Linked DNA regions of Homo sapiens: region 1 is linked to region 2. Evidence: chromatin contacts called from ENCODE Hi-C or POLR2A ChIA-PET data. All regions are on one chromosome and are shown on one strand. Each heading gives the region's core, a stretch centred on a gene start or an enhancer-like site at or near the end of the contact. The rest is flanking DNA. Distances are from core to core; before and after follow the strand shown. Region 1 overlaps AKT2 (AKT serine/threonine kinase 2). Region 2 overlaps DYRK1B (dual specificity tyrosine phosphorylation regulated kinase 1B).

Region 1 (5,308 bases), core at 697-3,196, 440 kb after region 2:
AGCAGCAATAAGGGGCTCCCCTTGCCAGCAACATGCCCGGCACCCCACAACCCAAGCACACAGGACTGCCAGACTCTCAATCCTCAGCATCCCCACATCTCGGCCGGGCACAATGGCTCATGTCTGTAATCCCAACACTTTGGGAGGTCAAAGCAGGAGAATCCCTTGAGCCTAGGAGTTTGAGACCTGCCTGGGCAACGTAGTGAGAACTTGTCTCACGACCTAATTTTTTTCTACAAAAAAATTAAAAATTAAAAAATTAGCCAGGCATGGTGCTGTGCACCTGTAATGTCAGCTATTCGAGACAGGAGGATCACTCGAGCCTGGGAGGTCCAGGCTGCAGTGAGCCTTGATTGCACCACTGCACTCCAGCTTAGGTGACAGAATGAGACCCTGTCTCAAAAAATATATAAATATGTATGTATTTCTGTATCTCCCACTGTTCTGTGTGTCAACCTCTAACGTGACCATCTCTCCCCATCCTGCCCGCGGCCTGGCTCTAGTCAGGTCTGCCCCCATCTGCCCCCACCTCTTCCCCGAGTTCCTACGCTCCACTCTTGCTCCCTCCCACTCACCCCACATTCAGCAGCTAGAGGGATCCCCAACGCTGAACCTGTCTTTCTCCTGCTCAGAACCTTTGTGGCTCCCTGGTGTTCCCAGCAAAAAAGCCAAACTCCTCAGCTGAGGATCCAAGGCCCTTCAGGACCTCGCCTCTGCTGCCCTGCGTTCCAGGTGCATGAGCTGAGACGTGCACCTAGAAAGCCCTCGGGAAAGGCTAAGGACCATGACGTTGACTATTGCACCTCTCCAGCCTCTCCGCCCTACCTGACTCTCCATGTTATGCTTCTGTCACTCAAGCCCTTCCCTCTGGCCTCCATCAGGGACAGCACCTCCTTCTGGGCGTTCTTCTCTCTCTTCCTTGAGGTCTCAGCTAAACCAGTGCCTCCTCCAGGAAGCCTTCCCCACCTCAGAGGCTGCACTGTGTGCTCTTTGTGCACCCTCGGAGCAACCCTCCCAACACCTATTAACGCTAATGCAGTAGACCAGCAAAGCGTCTTATCTAATGAGCACATGAAGAAAGAGGCCAAGTGTCCCCAACTGACCCCCACCCCAGGACCACACACAGCCAGGGACACACTACCAGACTCTCTTCATGACACCAATCTTTTTTGGGGTGCATCCTAGACCCCGGATGGTACCAGCAACAGAATGTCACTAAGACACAGCCCTGCCTTCATGAGGCTCACAGTCTGGTGTGAGGGGCAGAAAAATACACGAATATGCAAATAATCAGGTGGTGGGGAGGCTGGAGAGTGGAAGAACAGGATGTTAGCTTGGTGTGCGGGACTTGCGAGCAGACACCCGAGTTAACTGAGGGAGTGAGCTGTGTAACACATGAGGAAATGTATTTCAGCAGGGGAACAGAAAATGCAAGGACCTGAGGCAGGAGGGGGCCTGGTGAGGAGAAACACGAGAGAGGTGGACAGGGGAGAACACCAAGGGCCTTCTGGGCTATGGCTGGGACTGAGAGAAGCCCGTCCCCTACACGGACCTACACCACACCTTCCCTGATGCAAGCTCAGTTCAAAATACTTCCCAAATGGCTGGGAGGGAGAACTCAGAGTCCAAAGGAGGGGCTGATGTGGAGGGAATAGAACAGGGGCTCCATGTCTCATCTCCCCTCTCGCTGGCCCACAGCGGCCCAGGGACATCGCCTCTCAGGGCCCTTGTAATGCAGCAGCACTAAAGTACCCACTGTGGGCCCAGGGCTCGGCCTACTGCCTGGCGCCCAGTGAACAGCCAAACACATGGCTGCCATTATTCCAGAGAGAAGCAAAGGCAGCCAGGTATGGCCAAGAGTGGTCTGGGTTCCAGAGTCCAAGAGCCACCGCCAGCTGGGTGGCCTTGGGCAGGGTGCCGGCGCTCCCATGGAGTCTCTCCTGAATGCTCCCAACACCCCACCAGACAGTCAGTGACCATGCCCAGATGAGGACAGAAGCTGAGAGAAGGGAAGCTGTTTACCTCGGGTCTCCCAGCCGAGAAGCAGCGGAGGCCCTGGCCGCTGCTGGGATCAACAGAGCTGCTTTTTACAAGCTCATCTCAGCAACTAAGGAGTCAGCACAGCTGGAGGGAGAGCAGGGGGAGGAGTTGGAAGATCCCCTGCGTCCCGCCTGGATCCTGCCCTGTCCTCCCACTGAGGGTGGTGCCTCAGCTGAGGTGTCCGTGACGCAGTCCTGTGGTGATGAAATACCAGCCACTGCAGCCAAGAAGATGGCTGGCTTAGGCCGGGCACGGTGGCTCACGCCTGTAATCCCAGCACTTTGGGAGGCTGAGGTGGGCGGATCACCTGAGGTCGGGAGTTCGAGACCAGCCTGACCAATATGGAGAAATCTTGTCTCCACTGAAAACAGAAAATTAGCTGGGCGTGGTGGCACATGCTACTTGGGAGGCTGAGGCAGGAGAATCGCTTGAACCCGGGAGGTGGAGGTTGTGGAGAGCCAAGATCGCGCCATTGCACTCCAGCCTGGGCAACAAGAGCGAAACTACATCTCAAAAAAAAAAGATGGCCTGATCACTCGGGGGGCTGCCAATGGAGGACACTCAGGCAGGGGGACAGAGACTCGCCTATGGAACCCCCATAGCACGCCCTGCGGAGGGGAGTCCCTGCACGGCCCCACCACACTCATTACTTCCTAAGGTTCCTGGGCATGAGTCTTCTGAGTGCCTGGGCCAGAGCTGCAGCTGTTGACTCAAGACAAGGTAAAAAGAGCAAGAGCACCTCACAGGAGAGGACACCCACACAACCAAGAAACATACATAATCTCATTAGTTACAGGCAAATGCAAATCATAACCACCTACCTGGGATGGCTCGAATTTTAAAAACTGACAAGGCCAACTGCTGGCTCGGATGTAGAGGAACCAGAACCCTTACTCATTATTGGTGGGAGGTGCAAAATGGTTCAACTACTGTGGAAAACTGTTAAGCAGTCAAAATCAAAGCTCAATATATGCCTATCCCACGACCTAGCAATTCGTCTCAAGGAAATTAGTGTATGTACAAAAGACTTGTACTACAATGTTGACAGCAGCAATATTCACAGTAACCCCAAACTGGTAACAGACCAGGAGTCTACCCACAAGAGAATGAATAAACAAACACGTAGATCCACAGTAGAACACTACTCAGCAACGAAAAGGACTAAACTGCTGCTGAATACAGCAGGGAAGGAGTGAGAGAATGTTATAGAGTGAAAGAAGTCAGCACTCTGCCCACGCCCCTCCTGCAGCCTGGAGCCCCGTGACCACCTGAGTCAGCTCCCACCCCTTCTCCGCTCGAACCCTCCCATGCAACATAAAAGCCAAAATCCCCAAAGCAGCCCCAGGACCCTACGCGGCCTGCAACATCCCCCTTTGCTTCTCTGAGGGCACTTCACTTCAGCAGTGCCTGGCTCCCTCAGCTGCCAGGATACATGGGGACGCCCCACCTCAGGGCCTTGCAGGCACTGCACCCTCAGGTGGAAACTCAGGCCCCTCTCCACTCTCTTCAGCCTCTGCTCACGTCCCTTTCTTGAGAAGCCTTCCTAACCTCCCTAGGCAAAGCATGCCCACCCTACCTCCCCTTACCCTTACCCTTCATTTTCCCCTAAGCACCCATCACCACCGATGTTACTGTATGTGTTTGCTTACGCTGACAGCCCACCACCCACACTGGAATGTCAGCACGACAAAGGCAGGACTCTTGGCTGCCTTAGCCACAGCTGGATCCCCAGAGCTTTGTAGGGTGTTGGGCACAGAGTGGAGTGGGTACTTAATAAGTATCTGTGGAATGAACATGTACAGAGTGAAGCCCTGTGCCCAGAACAGGCTCAAAATAAGCTCAATTCCTTTCCTTGCCACTTACTAAGTCCTTTTTCTCTCGCCCCCTCTCACTGACCTGATTTTGATGCCAGACAGCACAGATGGGCTAGGGAGGCAGGTGGGGAAGCAGAGATCTGCGTCTCTTGGAGCTGGAGCTGGTGGGTGGGGCTCCTTCCTGGTGCTGCGGAGGCTCATTGGGGAGGTGGCAGCGACCCCCTCAGGAGCCTCTGTCGCCTGCACTCAGATCTGTGCCTTTCCACAGCGCCCGGAGGAAGACTTGCTCAGGAGATAAATTCAAAGACAACAGGAAGCTGGACGTGGTGGCTCACGCGTGTAATCCCAGCACTTTGGAAGGCTGAGGCAAGAGGATCTCTTAAGACCAGGAGTTCAAGACCAGCCTTGGTAACATAGCAAGACCTTATCTCTACAAAAAATATAAAAATTAGCCAGGTGTGGTGGTGCACACCTGTAGTCCCAGCTACTTGGGAGGCTGAGCCAGGAGGATTGCTTGAGCCCAGGAGGTTGAGGCTGCAGTGAGCTATGACTACACCACCACACTCCAGCCTGGGAGACAGAGCAAAACTGTGTCTCAAAAAACAGACAAACAAACAAACAAACAAACAAACAAAAAAAGCTGGCCGGGCACGGTGGCTCACACCTGTAATCTCAGCACTTTGGGAAGCCAAGGCAAGAGGATCCTCTGAACCCAGGAGTTTGAGACCAGCCTGAGCAACATGGTGAAACCCTGTGTCTGCCAAAAAAAAAAAAAACATACGTACATACATACATACATATATATATATATACACACATATATATGTATATATACACGTATATATACATATATATATATATAGTAGTCAGGTGTGGTGGTGTGCACCTGTAGTTTCAGGTACCTGGGAGGCTGAGGTGGGAGGTTGACCTGAGCCTGGGAGGTAGAGGTTGCAGTGAGCTGAGATTGTGCCACTGCACTCCAGCCTGGGTGACAAAGCCAGACCCTGTCTCAAAAAAAAAAAAAAAAAAACCAAAAAACCCAAAGACAACAGGAACTAGTGGTGTAACAGGCAGCATCTGCTCATGGGAACTCAGGAGAAAGGCACCTGGGGCAAGACGTGAGGGAACCAACTCCCTCATCTGCCACCAGCCATTCACCACTCTATAAACTGGTCCCAGCGTCTTGTGAGAACATTCTGGTAAAACTCATAAAGTGGAAAATGTACATGTGCTTGGAGGAATTTCTCCTGCAGAAAATGCTAGTGCCAGGGCACAGAAGTTCTAAGCTGGGAATTCTCAGCCTCAACACTAGTGACATTTGGGGATAGAGAATCCCTGATGTGGGGACTCTTCTGCACCCTGAAGAGGTCTGGCAGCATCCTGGGTCTCTACTCACTAAAGCCAACAGAACACCTTCCCCTGGTTACGACAATCAAACATGTCTTCAGTCATCA
Region 2 (5,106 bases), core at 1,097-3,596:
GTGCTCTTCAATAGTTTATTTGATAAGTAGTTACTGAGCCCTAACTGTGTGCCAAGCACTTTTCTATGTGTTGGAGATAACGGAGGAAGTAGACAAAAGCCCCTTCCCTGATGAAGTCAACAGTCTCCTAGAGGTAAGGGTCAGGGGAGACAGACCATAAACACAGATAAATTCTACAGAGTGTTAAACAGTAATATGATTAATGCTAAGGATAAAGTTAAAGAAGCAAAGATAGATGTGACTATAAGTCACAAATTTAGAAGGGTGGTGAGGGAAGATCTCAGGAAGGCAGTGACATCTCAGGAGAGACCTAAAGAGGAAGGAACAAGTCTGGGCTATTTGATAGATGAGTTCTTTAGGCAAAGAAAAGAGCAAGCACAAAGGCCCTCGGGCCAGTGTGGCTGGAGCACAGGGAGTAAGAAGAGTAGATGATGTCAGAGAGGTGATGAGGGCAGACAATGCAGGGCCTTGCAGAGGACTCTGGGTTTTACCCCGAGCAAGATGTAGCCTTGGAAGTGTTCTGAGCGGGGGAGGGATATGACCTGATACAGGTGCTCACAGCATCCCTCCAGCTGCATGTAAGGAACACTCTGGGGGCAGGGGTGAGAGCAGAGAGATCACTGAGGAGCCTGCCATAATGGTCTGTGAAGGAGATAAGGGTGGACAGGAGTGAAGGTGGGGAGAAGTGGTCAGGTATATTAGCTGACAGACATGAATATAAGACAGAAAGAGGAGTAAAGGACAATTCCAGTGGTTTGGGCCTGGAGAGGATGGGGGGAGCATTTACTGAGATGAACATGCAGGGAAAAAATTTTGGGGAAAGGAGCAGGAGCTCAATTTGATCAAAATTACTCTGGAGATACCTCTAGATTACCAACAGGTTATGAGGAAGGCAGCCAGTCAGGAGCTCAGGGGAGAGATTCTGGGATGGACATAGAAATGTGACACATAATGGGAGGCCGAGGCAGGCAGATCACAAGGTCAAGAGATCAAGACCATCCTGGCCAACATGGTGAAATCCAGTCTCCACTAAAAATACAAAAATTAGCTGGGCATGGTGGCGTGTGCCTGTAGTCCCAGCTACTCGGGAGGCTGAGGCAGGAGAATTGCTTGAACCCGGGAGGCGGAGGTTGCAGTGAGCCGAGATCACGCCACTGCACTACAGCCTGGAGACAGAGTGAGACTCCGTCTAAAAAAAAAAAAAAAAAAAAAAAGTGACATATACATTTCCATGCCTCTCCCAAATTCCTCACAAGACCTACGTGATCTGGCCCTGCTGATGTCTCCTTGGTAAGTTAATGGTACGCGCGCACACACACACACACACACACACACACACACACACACACATCCTGGGCCCTCCCCTTCCTAGGTATTGATAATGGTCAAGTTACCTAAACTTTTCTGTCCTAGGTATCATTTACAAATGGGAGATCACATCAGCACCTGCCTCCTAGGATTGTTCATTCAAGACATTAGCCACTGAGCATCTGCTCTACGCGCTGGAGATATCCCTTCTCCACTCCTCTCCGCCTCCCCCTCCCACACAGCCTGTCAACCTTCTGGACGTCTCTCCCATCCCCTCTTGCCCTCCCTACGGTGGCCCCTGCCCTGATCCATTCCCAACACCTCTTGCCTAGGAATCTGTCACATCTGCCACCCTGGGTTTCCTGACCCCAGTCACTTTCCCGTTAATCTATTCTCATGTCACAGCAAACTGGGCCGTACCCCTTCCCTACTAAAAATCCTCCCATGGCTCTTCATTGCTCTCAGGACAAAATCCAAGGTCCCTAAATGATCAAGAAAATCTTCCACATCTCATTCATACAGAATTTTCAGTATGATCACCAACACCAGATCGCCTGCAGTCCATGTTCACACAACAGGCTGTTTCTCTCTGCCTTTGCGCAAACCATTCCACCACACCGCCCCCGACCCCCAAAACATCCTTCCGTCTTCAGGTCTCAGCTCAGACAGCTCCTAGTCTTCCGGGATGATCTTCCTACCAAGGTCTCCTCGGGTTCCCACCGCGTTCCATGCCGCCTCCATTAGTGAACATACATAGGTCCGCAACGGGGTCTTGCCTGTCTCTCCCACTGAGCGGGGCTTCCCGCAAGCCGGGCCAGGCACAGCGGCCAGTGATGTCCGCGTGCTGGGGCCTCTTCAGGCCTCGGCGTCTACTGCCCGCTCTGGAACTGTGAGCGACAACCGGCACTCTCTCCCGGGACGGCGCCGCACCCACCTTCTGCACACCTCGGAGACCTCAACACCTGCGCCAAAGCCACCCAGTCACAGCCTTCTCTCCCTCTCCTAAACACCATGAACATCCAGGCCCCGGGACCTCAGACTGCTCATTGGCTGCCTGAAAACCCGCCCCCAAGCCTGAGAGAAAAGAACTCTGGTTGCTGTAGTTCCCCAACGAACACCGCAGAAAGCGATTGCTAAGTAGAACTTCATTTCCCACAAAGCGCCGAGCCCCAGTGGTGGCAGACGGTACCCTTTGAACTGGGCTCTTGATTGGCCGGTTGGGAGACGTACATTTCCAAATTACCGTGGAAACAGGACCACTTACCTGGAACCCCGGGAAAATCTTTTTGTCTCAGAATCTCAAAACTCTTTGTTTCGCGATGATTCCAAAGAGCTGGACAGTACACGTGGGGACAGAGTCTGTACCTATTGTCTGCCTGTTCCCCAGATGGCACCAACAAAGCCTCCTAAGTGTACTCAGCTGCTACTGGACGCCTGCTTGGCATGAGGAGCCACTCTTGTGCTAAGTCTGCGGACGCCCCGGCTTATTAGGGCACCTGTTTCCCAGAGACAGGCCAGAGCTGAACCTTTACCCTTTCAGGGTCTATTTACCCAGGAAAAGGCAAATGTAGGCCAGGATCCTGTCCACGATCTATCTAGAATGCTGATGCCCCAGACCTGCAGACTCATGCCTGCAACACGCGCCACAGCTTCCCCACGAGACGTCTCCACACCAGAGCTCCTCCAGCACCCCCTCCGCAAACCCCCTTCCCCACCATGCCTCTGAGGGTCGGGTGAGGGGAGCCGAGGCCCTGCAAACGCTCAGGCAGGCATGTGAGAAAGCTCTTTACTGGGGGTACAGCGAGGAGGAGCAAGGCCATCTCCCCCTACCTGCCCCCACCCCCTCCTAGGGTCCTGGGGTGAGGGGGGGTCTTCCCTCCACCGGACCACCACTGTCTTTGGTACAATAAATAGAAAAAAAGGGGGAGAGGGGCCCAAGGGTCCAGTCCTTAGTGGGGAGGGAGCGGCCAAAACCCTCTCCTTGACCCCCCTGCCCCAGGCCCCAATCAGTGCAGGCCTCACCCACCCCAGCTGGGTAGCAGCAATTCCAGTCAAGGAGAGAGATGAGGATGGGAGCCCAGGGCCCCCAGATGGGGGAGGGTATGGCTTCAGGAGGGGCCCCAGGGAGGGGGCAGGGTCACGAGCTGGCTGCTGTGCTCTGGGGTACACCACGGAGGCCCAGGTGAGGCCCCAGAGTGGCAGGGTCATCAGGAGGCGGGAGGGGTGGACGACCTCCAGTCATCCGAGTCCGGAGGGCTGAGGCAGCCGGGTGCTGGGGGGCAGGCGCTGGGTGAGGTGGGGAGCAGTCAGCAGGGCCGCCCACCAGGCTCACATCCATCAGCTCCGGGGGTGGTGGTGAGGTTGGTGATGGGGGACGACCAAGGTATCGGGGCTGGGGGGGTAACTGGGCCCCGGTCCCAGGCAGTGACGAGGCAGAGGCAGGGGCTTGATGTGTCTTGTGGGGCACATCACCCCCTGCCCAGGGCCGCAGCGGCTGGGAGGGTGGGACCTAAAAAAGCAAAGGAGCCATGGGTGATGGAGACCCTGGTCTCTAAGCCCCAGGCACCACCACCCACCTCCAAAGCCCCCAAAGCCCCATTACCTGGGGGCTGTTCATCTCACAGTCTGTGATAGGGGGCCCAGGGCCCCCACAATATCGGTTGCTGTAGCGGTAGGTCCGGTTGTCACTGGAGGAGCCACTGGAGCCTCCTGGAAGTGCCAGGGAGGAGAGGTGAAGGGGCATAAGGTGAGAGAAGGTGGCGAGTGGGTTTTGGGATGGCTGAGGGAAGGTCACGGCCCAGGCTCAGGTTCAGGCTTCAAGAGCAGAGCCCATCTGAAGCACCGGGCCCAATTCTGAGATTCTGGGTTGGAATTCAGTTTTGGGTTTTAGAGTCAGAACCAGTTTCAGGGCTCTGAGCCCAATTTCAGTGATTGTGTCAGGGCCAGTTGGAGCTCTCCCATCCCACACGTCATCTTACAGTTCAGGATCAGTTTCGGCGCTTTGTGTGAAGACCCAGTAACCAGGTCCCCCAGGACAGGCCAAACCTGAGCAGCCCCCACCCGTTGTACCCCATTTGGGCACCTGGGCACCCACCAGAACTGGAGATGGAGCTGGCGGTGCTGGAAGAGGGGCAGGTGTCGAGGGGCGCGGGCGAGGTGGAGGCACTGCTGCCTGCCGGGCCCGTGTTGGTGGCCTCGTCGGCCGTGCGGCGGAAGAAGCCGTGCTGCAGAGCCCCCAGGGGGCTGATGCGGGCGGCGGGCTCATACTCCAGCATGCGCAGCACCAGGTCCTGGAAGCGGAGGTAGTCGGCGGGGCTGTGGCCCGGCTCCCCCGCCCGCCGGCCCCCGGGCCCGCCCGTCTGCACGCCCAGCACCTCCTGCAGCCGCCGTGTCCCGGGGCCCTGGTAATCCTGGCAGGGAGGGGGTGGGAGGGGGGGCAAGAGAGTGGCCGTCAGTGGGCAGGAGGGGCAGGGAGACACACACGGGGAAACAGAGGCACAAGAGAGAAAGTGGAAAGAAAAGCTAAGAAGAGTTGTGGGGTGGGAAGGAGAGATGGGAGATGGGGTGGGCAGGGGAGGAAGGAAAGGACAGACAAGGGGGAGTGGAAGGAAGGGAAAGACACAAGGGAGAGGGAGCAGGGGGAGAGAGCCCCAAGTGTGAGTGAGGGGCCACGGGGTGGGAGGAGTGGCATGGGGCAGGGGCCGCACCTTCCTGAGTTCTTTCGTCCTTCGTAGGGTCCAGCCACCCCCAGGCAGCCGTTCAAAGTACTTGCGAGCCTTGGGCGCCTGGTCCAGCATG

The links. Hi-C counts contacts between places; a loop is a spot of excess contacts on that map. ChIA-PET counts read pairs that join two places held with the same protein, here RNA polymerase II (POLR2A).
Region 1: a map of gastrocnemius medialis shows a loop between it and region 2 (2.8-fold over the local background). The contact joins two enhancer-like sites. A Hi-C loop is called at or near these places in 1 of 168 maps with a recorded cell type or tissue (gastrocnemius medialis). POLR2A ChIA-PET finds 5 or more read pairs at or near these places in 3 of 52 experiments (HEK293, Panc1 and naive thymus-derived CD8-positive, alpha-beta T cell).

Annotation. Positions count from the first base shown.
Region 1 is chr19:40,266,562-40,271,869 of GRCh38, forward strand. The region is part of intron 1 of AKT2 (AKT serine/threonine kinase 2); the gene reads right to left. Among named protein-coding and RNA genes, the nearest start is that of MIR641, 13 kb to the right of the region's middle. RefSeq lists a silencer at 881-1,175 and enhancers at 996-1,845, 1,846-2,694. Within about 2 kb of position 1,947, at least 7 of the 41 ENCODE cell types and tissues checked have a DNase peak (open chromatin) inside an H3K27ac peak, as active enhancers do; they include gastrocnemius medialis, where a contact is called at or near this core.
Region 2 is chr19:39,822,270-39,827,375 of GRCh38, forward strand. It overlaps DYRK1B (dual specificity tyrosine phosphorylation regulated kinase 1B), which reads right to left. Exons shown (of 11, transcript NM_004714.3): 8 at 5,016-5,106; 9 at 4,403-4,718; 10 at 3,911-4,017; 11 at 3,081-3,817. The coding sequence ends at 3,446. Among named protein-coding and RNA genes, the nearest start is that of MIR6719, 5.0 kb to the right of the region's middle. RefSeq lists enhancers at 1,559-2,545, 2,014-2,403, 2,546-3,530. Within about 2 kb of position 2,347, at least 27 of the 41 ENCODE cell types and tissues checked have a DNase peak (open chromatin) inside an H3K27ac peak, as active enhancers do; they include gastrocnemius medialis, where a contact is called at or near this core.